4 separate regions of the Homo sapiens genome follow, and all the other regions are linked to region 2. Evidence: chromatin contacts called from ENCODE Hi-C or POLR2A ChIA-PET data. All regions are on one chromosome and are shown on one strand. Each heading gives the region's core, a stretch centred on a gene start or an enhancer-like site at or near the end of the contact. The rest is flanking DNA. Distances are from core to core; before and after follow the strand shown. Region 1 overlaps ZFHX3 (zinc finger homeobox 3). Region 2 has its middle 22 kb from the start of HCCAT5. Region 3 holds the start of ZFHX3-AS3 (ZFHX3 antisense RNA 3). Region 4 overlaps ZFHX3 (zinc finger homeobox 3).

Region 1 (2,700 bases), core at 47-2,546, 130 kb before region 2:
TTTCCATCCTCTCTGTTCCACTTCTACCACTGCAGAGGGAAGGAAGGAAAACACCATCTCCTCTCACTTCCTGACCTTCCTCCTCTGCCTCCAAGAGCCTTTTTTTGGTTTGTTTGTCCTATGCACGACTTTTTCAGTTTTCCAACAATCACTGGTGTCCTATACTTCTTAACCCTCCACTTGTAAAACAACACCTTTCAGACACTCCTCAGCTACTTTTCTTGCAAAGAAACTTGCTGTCAGTAAAGACAAGAGAGTAAATGGAGAGAAACGGATAACCACCTGCTGATGTCTACTTGTGCTGCATTCTTGAGAAACTCACAAAACTGAAGGCAATCCAGGTCCTCAAGAGGTTTACGAACCAGTTGGTGAAACCACCTAGCACATGACGCAGAGACCAGCGTGGTGCCAAACAGTGTGACACCCGTGTGGGGCAGAGATGCCGTGTGTGGGTACAGCAGCTGGAGAGACAGTTCTGGAAAACCAGGGATATGTCACTAGAGCATAAAAGATGGACAGGAAATATGCTCTTCCTTAAAGTCTGATTAAAAAATAAAAGATACTTTCCAACAGGGCCCCGTGCCCATCTCAGCAACGCAGGGCGTGTGTAACCAAATCACACAGAAATGAGCACTTAAAATGACATCTGTTGGATTAATTAGCTGTGTAATTAGTCTCCCCTCAGCGGAGCTGGGCTTTGTGGCTGTTGTCTGAAATCTCCCCAGGTGACTTGATTCCAAATGCCACACTCCAAGAGGAAGAAAGCACAGGCCAGGAAAAGAAGACAGGCGTCCGAATGTGTTTGCGGGAGGCAGCGGGAAGGGAGAGGGAGTTTCTGGAGAATTTGGTGGGTCCCTCGGGAAGCTAGCTAGAACATCAGGGAGGAATAGCCATCCACAGAGGTGTCACTCGAGAACTCACCACCTCAGAGCAAATCGGCACGCCCCCAAGGCATGAGTTTTGGATAACCCCAAAGCACTAAACACTCAGAGACATGAATTAGGGCGGCAAGACCCTGGAGGTGAAGAGAGCCGAGTATGGATTCCGAGTTGGACACAAAGAGACGGGACAGAGGTCAGAGCTCTTGTCCCTGGAGGAGTTGTTTGGTCTTCCTCCGCTGACAGCTGCAGCCATCACTAATGTGAACCCAGTCTGGGCAAAAAAAAATTAATAATGAAAATGGTCAGAGCCTAATCTGAGAACCAGAAAGTGAACAACCACGCACAAACAGAAGTCTCCAGCCAAATCACTCCCCACAGTGCTTCCTCAAGCACAGCTGGCTTCGGAGTCACACTTGCTGACTCATGTCTAGGACACATAGCCCTGGGACCCGCGCCACTTGGCCTGGCTCACTAGAGGAGCCGAGGAATATTCCCCATGCTTCTCTATCTATAATTATTTTAGAAAACAAGAGACATGGCGGTAGAGGGGAAGTATAGAAGACAAAGGCACAGGAGCTATGGGAGGACCACAGTGAAAACCATCTTGGAGCAGGGGACTCCTCAGCTGGGGACGAGCCAGTGGGGTTACCTTTGATCTCCCCCACCCCCATCTCGAGGCACAGAGTACCCTCCACAGAGCAAAAACATCCGATGCTGCTCAGAGAACCTTCCTGGGCCTGCGACAATGAGCAGTTCGTAAAGAATCTGGAACATGAAACATTCAAATCAAACAAGCCCTGTTCGAAACCAGCAAGACATGTTCTAAAGCTAGATGGAGCCACTCTGCTAAGACACTCCCTGCCATAAACACAATCGGAGCTCCTCCCAGATCTTCAGTAGCGCCAACAGGCATCTGCAGGACCACTGCAGTGACACAGACTCGCTCCCAAGGGCAAAAGGGGTCTGGGAGCAAACACCAAACCCCGACATTATCATTCTCATTGTCCCGAAGGCCCATAGATACAGGCTGGGTGCAGTGGCTCAGGCCTGTAATCCCAGCACTTTGGGAGGCCCAAGTGGGCGGATCACTTGAGGTCAGGAGTTCGAGACCAGCCTGGCCAACACGGTGAAACCCTGTCTCTACTAAAAACACAAAAATTAGCCGGGTATGGTGGCAGGCGCCTGTAATCCCAGCTACTTGGGAGGCTGAGGCAGGAGAATCACTTGAACCCGGGAGGCAGAGGTTGTGTGCAGTGCTGTGATCATGGCTCACTGCAGCCTTGACCTCCTCGGCTCAAGCAATCCTCCCACCGCAGCCCTCTCATGTAGCTGGGACTATAAGCACCACCACACCCTGATAATTTTTTTATTTTTTGTAGAGATGAGGTCTGGCTATGTTGCCCAGGCTGGTCTTGAACTCTCAGGCTCAGCTGATCCTCCCACCTCAGTCCCCACTGCAGCTAGGACCAGAGGTGTGTGCCGCCACACCTGGCTAATTTTTTAAATTTTTTTATAGAGACAGGGTCTGTTTATGTTGCCCAGGCTGGTCTTGAACTCCCGGGCTCAAGTGGTTCTCCTGCCTCAGCCTCCCTGTGTTGAGTTTACAGGTGTGAGCCATGGCCCCAAACAAGTTTTTTAGTAACACATTACACATTCGTGAGCCTGAGTCTGTACAAAATCCTACTTCAATGGCCAGCACAAAATCAGTACTCCACAAATGTTGTTGACCCAGGGAACGAAGACCCCTTCCCAGTGATTTCAGTCTCCCAGAAGCTGCACAGGGAAATCTGGGAAATCCTGTGCCTCTTGGGTCCTGAGG
Region 2 (2,700 bases), core at 49-2,548:
ACTTGTTTTTTCCCCTCCTTTTTCCCAGGTGCAACTAAAGCCAACTGTTCAGTTTAGCTATATTCTGCCAGCTCACGTGTCCGTCTACAGAATCGTGCACACCCAAATTAGCCATGCAGTGCTATAAACTGATCAGGGAAGATTAAGCAAAAGAAATGAGGGAGAGAATAAGAAATGAGAGAAAAACAGAATGAAAGGTGGTTTTGTTTTATTTTTTGGTGGGTAGAGAAGGGGAAGGGGTGAATTGTCTCATTATATTCATGAAGACTAGACTAGGACTCCTAGCTTCCCACTAAGGTGACCAACTGGTCCCAGTTTACCTAAGACTGTCCCACATTTAAAACTGCATCTTAGGAACCCACTCATTTCTGAAAAACTGAGTTGGTCACTCCACTTCCCACGGGCTTTGGCCAAATTTCCACCCGGTCAGAAAATAACTGGTCATAATGGTATATCCTGTCAATCCAAAATTGTTCGAAGAGTGATCTAAATGAGATATTTCATCATGGACGCAAAAGCCTTATTTCCAGGCATTTGAAGAAAGATCCATACACTTCTTCCTCCCACTACCATTTTGGATTCTAGAGCTTTCCAGGTGGAAAAATTACCTGCTTCATTCAGTTTGCTTTCAGATAAAGTTTCCAGAGGTCCCTTTCCCATTTTAAAGTGCCCCGAACTCCTGCCATGTTTTGCTTGAGAATCCTTTCATACCATTTTTAAAGAACACTGCTTGAAAGTCATTGTACCTTTTTTCAACTTCTTTTCTGTTGTGGGGTCTCCATTCCTTCCTGGGGCACCAGGGTCACACACTGAACTGTATCAAACTCTTTTAATGTATTCTCATTGAATCTGTTAGCATTTTCTGTTTCCTAATGTTGATAATTATTGCATCTGATCCTTTCACTCTAAACTGCGGCCGTGCAATTCATCCTTAATCTAGATCCATCTGAGCCCCTTCCAAAGAAGACACAAAGATAAGCTATCCCTGGCCCAAGACACTCATAGCATCTGAGCTTAGATTCACATTTGTCCCCACCTCTATTATTTTTTTTTAATCAAAATGTTTCCAAACCCCTTGAGCTAATTATAAAAGCGAATAGCTTTTCCTCTCCGAATCATATTCCTTGACTTGTAAGAATGCAATTCCACTCTGAGACCACCTTGTCGCAGACGTGAAAACCTGCTTGCCGAGGACGCAGCAGAGAGGAAAGGGTGAAGCGGGATTCGTCTCCCGCCCTCCCTCGGCAGGCACTGCCTTTATGGAGTCTATTTCCAGTCTGTTTACCTGGCAAGGACCACGTGACCAATCCAGAAGGAAATGCTGACATCATTGTCTCTCTCTCTCTCTCTCTCGCACATGTGAGCCTCCCTCCCTCCCCAGGCCGCCTGCATTCCGGTATCCATCCTCTCTGCCTCTCTCCAGCGCCCGGTCCCCTCCCCCACCACTCACGCCTTCCACCACTTATTTCTCTGTCTTTCTCATGTCACACTTTCCTTTGTTTTCTTTTCCCCTTGCGGGCTGGTTCCTAGACCGTCTTGCGCGCGCGCGCGCGCGCGCGCGCACACACACACACACACACACACACACACACACATCTGGGTGCCCTTTTCTTTCTCCCTCCCCTACCCCGCCCCCCAACCCTCCCCCCCGCCCCCCGCTTTTCAGTTTTTTCAGATCTGTGGCCATTGAGCCCTCACTCTTTTAAAAACACCTTTCCTCTTTCTCTCTAGATTTGAGATTTCTAAATTAAAAAAAAAAAAAAAAGTCTGGAGGCCTAAAAAGTCTTCTGGGCCAGGGGTAGGGGGAGGAGGGCCAGGCAAGGCTGCGGAGTCCAGCCATTCAATTTCCTGCTCCACTGAGCTTCGAGATTTCGGTGTTGGGGGTTTGGTCAAACATGCTTTCTTTCTTTATTTATGTACAGCTTCTCTTCTTCTAGTCTCCATTCCACGTTTTCCCACCCTGCTGCTGACCAGGCTCCCCTGCCTTCCCCACTGCCAGACCACAGGTCCCAGCAGCTCCTGGCCTTGAGCGGAGGGAGGGAGGGAGGGAGCACGTGCAACTCGCTCCTGGTCTTTTCTCTGCTGCTGCTGCTGCTGCTGCCGCCGCCGCCGCCGCCGCCGATACTGCTGCTCATTCTATCAGGGGCTGGGGAGGCTGCTCAGCATCCTCCCAGCCTGAGACCCGGGGAGCTGGGAAAGCCAGGATGCAGAGAGGAGGGGAGGAGTGGCAGTCCATGCAGGTGCCTCCTGCCTGTTCAAAGGCCTATTTATAGGAAGAACCAGCAGGCAGGGCTCTGGGGTTTGGCTGCTCCTGGGCAGCTTTCTTGGTGCACGTGGGCACAGAGCCAGAGCATGCAGTTTAGAGGAAATGTTTAATAAAGACATGGGAGCCTCAAAGTGTTTATTTATTCTCACAGAAAGGTGGAGATAGGGTGTGCCTGGAAACTGCTTTGAAAGCGGACAGCAAGGTAGTGAGGCCACAGGGTGACACCACTGGGAATCAAAGGGAACAGCTGTCTCAGGCCAAGGGGCACAAGGCAGACACTGATGGGCCCCATTGCTTCCACCTCCCACCCTAGGCTGTTCTGAGTGGGATGATACCCCTTTTAGCTTGGAAGTGGGACATGGAAGAAGATATGAAGGGTCACATGAGAGTGAGACAATTAAGTAGTCATTACTTAGGGGTAAATTCATAATCCC
Region 3 (2,743 bases), core at 229-2,728, 160 kb after region 2:
TCACTTTCCTGAAGACGAGAGAACCGAGGGGACAATGCAAATCCCATTCAATACTAGGGCAAGTGCAATTCAGGGAGCTTAGCTGAACTGCTCAAGATGTAGGGCAAGTGAGGGAAAAAGACCACGTTTAAAACCTCTCACCTGCTGGAAAACCATCAGCGCATAGCAGCTGAGAGGGAACGCTCTATCTGTGCTCACTCTTTCTACATTTTGGAAGCAGCGAGGGGGTGATAAGGCAAGTTCGTGTTCATTGTCCTGCATACCTTTTCCTCCAGGGATCAATAGTTCGTTCCAGCTGAGAGCGTGAAATGTGTCTAACAGGGACACAGGTTAGATCCTGGTGGTCCTTATCTCTACTTTGCTTGTCTAAGTCTACGCCACTTCTCCAAGAAGCAAATGTATCCCTAATATTGGGTTTCACCACGCCGAGTGCCCTTCAGTTCTCGTTAAATTCCATTCTTTGTCTCCTGTATTCTTTTCTCTCTGTGATTACCACTTCTTTGCATATTTCTTCTGGAGCTCTCTACATAGGCTCCAAAGCCCTGCCTTGGAGGTAAATCCTTAGCCTCGATGAGTAGGCAGCAAGCCCCTCTTGCACACAACAAAGACTTCTATTTTTTTTTCTATCTTTTGGGCGACACGATAAAAAATAACCCTGTATTTATGCAAATTGCAAAGTAGCGTGTGATAATGAAAACAAAACAGTGCTGGCCCGCAGCCAAGACATGGCGCTGACGGGAGCTCCCCGACCATTTGGCTCTTGATTCTTCGGGGAAAGCAGCTGTAGAGAAATGAGAATACAGGACCCCCTCCTCACACTCGCACACCCTGGTTCGCACGCATTCCGGTACCCGTCACCTCGGAGCCAGCGAGACCTGGGATCCAAATGCGGTTCTGCCTCCTCCGGCCGTGGAGCACTGCAGTGTCGTCCTCCACGAGCCTCCCTGCCCCTGCTCCTGATTCCCTTTCAGGAATTTACAAACATTTTCCCCAGATCAATATCCGTATTGATTATTCATTGTGAGTGAGTCGTGTGTCTTTGGTGATCCAGCTTGCAGAGGTAGCAGGCAAAGGCTGCTGCGGGGGAAAAAAATAACAGAAGGCGAGAGGGACCCAGCTCTTGCTGGGTCTGCGGCTGTCGGCAACACAGAAGGGAAGAGAAAAAGAGAAAAGCACCTCAAAACCAAGGAATGGACACGGGTGGAAGAGAAAGAGGGAGCAATAGCAAGAAAAAAGGAATCGATGACTGGACATCTGGTCCCAGGGAATCTCGATGGCTTGGAGGAAACCCCCATCTTGGGTCTGCTGTTACGTGCAGGACGCAATGGACTTTGCTCTGGGAGTGCAAAGTGACTCACAGTTTTGGTATCTCCTACGTAAGAGCTTTGGGGGGATTCCTTGGCTTGCTGACAGGCAAGGAAGACAGCGGCAGCAGTGAGGTAAAACACGATTACTTCCAACTGCCTTGCGGAGGAGGCGCAGTCGTGCGGTGTGACTTGGACAGCTTGCTGCTCTCTGATGGCACGCGGAGGGAGAATAATTAAAAAGGCCAGCATCACTTACTAAGTGAGTAAACACAGAGCCGTTCCAATCGTGCTCTCCAGCTAATGAGAAGCTGTAATTTCTTATACTTCAAGGCAAGATGAGACAGTGATGGGTTCAGTGGAGGGTGTGTTTGCGTGGATATGGGGGTGGGGGGTAGTGGTGGTGGTAGAGTTAGATCGACTAATTGTTGGCAATGTTTAAGAAAGGGATTACTGGAAAAGACAGTGAAATGATGACAGGAAAACATCTTGGACCAGAGCCAAAAAAAAAAAAAAAAAAAATCGAGGCAAATCAAGTCTGCAGCTCGGAGAAAACACCCGTCGCTCCGGTGGGAAGCTCCGACGGGAATTGCTCGATGTTCCTTAGCCAAGGACGGAATATCGTGTGAGCACAAGGGGACAGAATTAGGGACCACCAGAGTCCAGAGGAAAGAGCTACGGTATGCCAGGGTATACAGTGATGTCATACATTGAGAAAAAAAATGAAAACCCCAAAACCAGAACAGATCAAACCAAAACAATAAAAACCAACCTGTGTCCTTTCCTTTTTATGGGAGGCTTCTGCTTCAGTTTATTAAAAGCAACCCTCAAATGTACCTTCTGATAGCAGGAGCTGCTGATTCTCTGTTTGTCTGCAGAAGCTGCTGCAGGGTTACTGAAAGACGCTGGAAAAAGGAGGTTGAGGAAATTAAGTTTTCCATTGGTTGGGTTTCTGGCAAACGTGCCAGGCGATCGTCTGCCATTTGGACAGCCATGGGGGTGCCAGTTTGGGATTCCTCTTCTGTTGTCACCCAGCTTTGGCTTGGTGATTTTAATACAGTGTTCCAAACACACATGACAAAGTGGGGACCTCAAGTAATAAAACGAGCTGGATTTTCTTTCTTTCTGGGTGTTCAGTTAACTGAGCTAAATGGTTCTCTTTCACATGAGTGGAATTGGGGCTCTTTAAGGATTTCTGGGACTGGAAGGTCACCCTTTTAAGATATCCTCCTTCTTTTCTGATTGAGGTTTTAATTTCACATTGCTTCCTTATTTAGGACTCCCCAGTACATTCCAAGTTTCCTGAGCAGGAGAAATAGATTTTGCAGAAGTGAGCCACGGAGACCCAAATGAGGAGGAAATAAACCAGCTGTGGATGACTTGGGCACCCTCCATCGCATGTGTTTGGCATTCATAGAGACCTGTGTCTGCAGTGTGTG
Region 4 (2,723 bases), core at 78-2,577, 190 kb before region 2:
GTTTGTTCCGTTTTAGTGCTCATACAACTCTAGCTGAGATTAACCAAGAAAACTGCCCCTTACTGGCTCAGGGAACTCCCATAGAGAATTCCCATAGGGAACTCCCATAGGGAATTCCAAACTTACAGGCCAGTAAGGTGGCCTGGCCGCTCTTCCACCTGGAACACAGCTCACTGAATACGGCAGATACCTGCAGACTGGGGGCAGAAACTGGGCTCTGGATCCCTTTCCCAGCGGGGAGACCTGGCTTGGTTGTGAGCCCAGCCCTGCAGGGAGGCTGCAGATCCAACACAGCTCCTCTTGGAAGCCCTCTGTGCCAGGAGGCACAGCCCAGATGCCCCGGGAATCCCTGAGGGAAATTTCATAAAACATGTGACTATCTACACAGCCTGCTAGAGGCCAGATCATTGCTCACACGGCTAAGTTGAAGCCTCAGTGCAGTTTCTACTTCATTCAGGGAACTGGAGTTGCAGCTTTCACTAGAAGAGCTGCTTCTCCTTGATGAACAAACCATTCCGCCCATAAAAATGCTGTGGAAAGTACTGTAAACGCTAATGCAGCCAAAAACTTAAAGACTGGTATAGGGTTAACTGAACTGCCACGTTAAGTCAGGTGTAACGAGATGACAATGCTTTAATCCTGCTGCTTAAAGCGATGTCTAAAATGTGCAAGTCAAATTTCAAGCCTTTGTAAGAACATAATGGTAAAGATAATTTCATCATTATCAGGTGATGCAACAACCTGCCCGGTCCCAGGGCTGGAATTCCAAACAGTCACGCCTTTGCAGAGTTTTACAGCCCTGGAAGAGAGGGGAGGCCACAGTGAACACCTGTGATGATAACTCCAGCCCATGCCCCGGTGATTTTTGACAATTGAATTAATGTTGAAATGAGCTTATTTTTCTGTCCTAAAGGGAAAACGAGCCTAAAATCCTGTTAATCTAGCATCCTGGTTACTCAGTTTCACCATAATTTATAGGATAGTTTTTCTATCCAAAAACTAAGGCTATTTTTATCCCAACTTCGCCGCTTCATAAAACACACGTGCATGCATGCAACTTCAGAGGTTTTGGCCTAAAGCAAGTTTTCAAAATAACCGGGTTCAAATATTTCATTGAGATGGTAGGGGTGGAAGAATCTTATAGAAGCAAATTTTACTGTTCTCTGTAAATTCAGACTTCTTCAGCCACAGATGGCTCAGGGATCCAGTCTCGCTTGAGAAACATGATGGAATAAGCCCACAGTCAGAGCTTCTTCTCATTCAGTTTCATGAAAGCTCTGAGCTCCCACAAGTGTCTGCTGGAACTGGACAGGAAGCTTGCAAGATGCTGGCTACGATTCAGCGCAGTCACCGCCTTCCCCAGTCGGCCCACCATCCCCAGCCATCCAACCACTTCCTCCCCACGAGGCATCGCCCGTTGGAAAGTTTTATTAACCAAATGCTTGAGGGTTTCTGTATATTTATATTACCTCCTCTTCTCTCCTGTTCTACCCAGGCATGTTGAAAAAAAAAAAAGTTATGATATACTTTAATAAAAACAAAATTAAAATGATTAAACCTTTCATATCCTTTAGAGATAATCTCTCTTCTCCTGGCTGGTCCAATCTGGAAGAAAACAAATGTGAACCATAGCTTGCTGCTGCTTTTCAATTTTTTTCCCCCCTAAAGAAACAAACAGAAAAAGCCGCCTGTGGCCAGATTTTTAAAATAAATTAAATTTGTCCTCACACACGGCAGCCAGGTGTGGTTGAAACATTCTTTCCAGATATCTATGATATATGCCAACATCCTTCCCTCTGGGGGTCTTTCAACGTGAGCCTGACAATCCCAAGGGGAACAGAGACTTGGCGGGGGAGAAAGGGGGGTGATTCCAAAATAGTTATTGAAAAAGAATCACTATTTCCCAATTAGCCCTGTAATAATGCCTTACAGGAATGACTGGATGCCCTGCCCCTGCACGCCATCTACCAAAACCAAAAAATAGTCTACATTCCTGATTAAAGCAAAGCTCAGAGAAAACAGCCCGGTATGGCACAAATCTCCCCGGTCTTATGTGTTCTGAGGAAGTCTTCAGATCCGCCCAGGGTCTGGGCACAGGTCCGCAGGGAATCAAATGGCTGCAGAATTCGATCAGGCCTGTCTGTCCAAGGCCAGCTAGATATGGAAATCAGAAGTAGGTCATCAGCCCTCAAGAATCGGATAATGACCTCTGGACTCGCAGCGCTGGGGCCACCAAGAGAACAAAGGTGTTAAGGCACTGTGTAGGTTTTTCTGTTGTTGTTGTTGGTGTTGTTGTTACAATATCTAATAGTGAGATCAAATTCTTATTGTGGAAATAAACATCACGGTCTTCTGTATGAAGATGGTCTGCGGAAAGTGACCACGCATCAGAGTGTCCAGCGTAGGAGGAGAATCTCAGTTTGCCTTAGTCATCATAGCACACACCCTGAGCACAGTAAGTTTCTCATTCTTCGTGTCTGGTGTTTATGTTGTAGTAGAGACGACTCGTCCTCAAGTTAAAAGGACAAAAGTCTTTCCTGTGTTTCATACTTGGGCGGTGAGTCACTAGGAAAGGATTTGGTTTTTAGAAAAAAAACTTCTGATCCCTGGGCTAAAACAGAGAGCCCCAAAGAGCTATGTTGATCCCAGACAAGCACGTGCGTGGATTCTTCAAAGTTCAGGTCAACTCAGGCCCCTCCTCCTTGCAGTCAGCCCTGTACTCA

What was found. A loop is a pair of places that touch in the nucleus more often than their neighbours do. ChIA-PET counts read pairs that join two places held with the same protein, here RNA polymerase II (POLR2A). Pooled maps may share reads with other maps.
Region 1: a pooled map shows a loop between it and region 2 (2.4-fold over the local background). The contact joins two enhancer-like sites. A Hi-C loop is called at or near these places in 15 of 168 maps with a recorded cell type or tissue (A673, CD14-positive monocyte, Calu3 and 11 more), 1 of 37 single-sample maps with no recorded cell type and 14 of 50 pooled maps. POLR2A ChIA-PET finds 5 or more read pairs at or near these places in 11 of 52 experiments (A673, AG04449, AG04450 and 8 more).
Region 3: a loop to region 2 is called in a map of IMR-90, with 2.0 times the contacts of the local background. The contact joins the promoter of ZFHX3-AS3 here to the enhancer-like site in region 2. A Hi-C loop is called at or near these places in 1 of 168 maps with a recorded cell type or tissue (IMR-90). POLR2A ChIA-PET finds 5 or more read pairs at or near these places in 3 of 52 experiments (AG04450, RWPE1 and endothelial cell of umbilical vein).
Region 4: a pooled map shows a loop between it and region 2 (2.4-fold over the local background). The contact joins two enhancer-like sites. A Hi-C loop is called at or near these places in 1 of 50 pooled maps. POLR2A ChIA-PET finds 5 or more read pairs at or near these places in 4 of 52 experiments (HepG2, MCF 10A, activated T-cell and 1 more).

The regions. Positions count from the first base shown.
Region 1 is chr16:72,937,700-72,940,399 of GRCh38, forward strand. The region is part of intron 3 of ZFHX3 (zinc finger homeobox 3); the gene reads right to left. Among named protein-coding and RNA genes, the nearest start is that of ZFHX3, 110 kb to the right of the region's middle. RefSeq lists an enhancer at 1,151-1,445. Within about 2 kb of position 1,297, at least 25 of the 41 ENCODE cell types and tissues checked have a DNase peak (open chromatin) inside an H3K27ac peak, as active enhancers do; they include A673, CD14-positive monocyte, IMR-90 and 1 more, where a contact is called at or near this core.
Region 2 is chr16:73,069,378-73,072,077 of GRCh38, forward strand. It overlaps a transcript of ZFHX3 not described here. Among named protein-coding and RNA genes, the nearest start is that of HCCAT5, 22 kb to the right of the region's middle. Within about 2 kb of position 1,299, at least 32 of the 41 ENCODE cell types and tissues checked have a DNase peak (open chromatin) inside an H3K27ac peak, as active enhancers do; they include A673, CD14-positive monocyte, IMR-90 and 2 more, where a contact is called at or near this core.
Region 3 is chr16:73,231,303-73,234,045 of GRCh38, forward strand. It overlaps ZFHX3-AS3 (ZFHX3 antisense RNA 3), which reads left to right and starts at 1,479. Exons shown (of 2, transcript XR_007065112.1): 1 at 1,479-1,566. It also overlaps a transcript of ZFHX3 not described here. RefSeq lists an enhancer at 881-2,080.
Region 4 is chr16:72,875,089-72,877,811 of GRCh38, forward strand. All of the region lies in intron 4 of ZFHX3 (zinc finger homeobox 3), which reads right to left. LOC124903715 (a long non-coding RNA gene) reads left to right here. Exons shown (of 2, transcript XR_007065111.1): 2 at 1-1,552. Among named protein-coding and RNA genes, the nearest start is that of ZFHX3, 170 kb to the right of the region's middle. RefSeq lists an enhancer at 1,956-2,723. Within about 2 kb of position 1,328, at least 20 of the 41 ENCODE cell types and tissues checked have a DNase peak (open chromatin) inside an H3K27ac peak, as active enhancers do.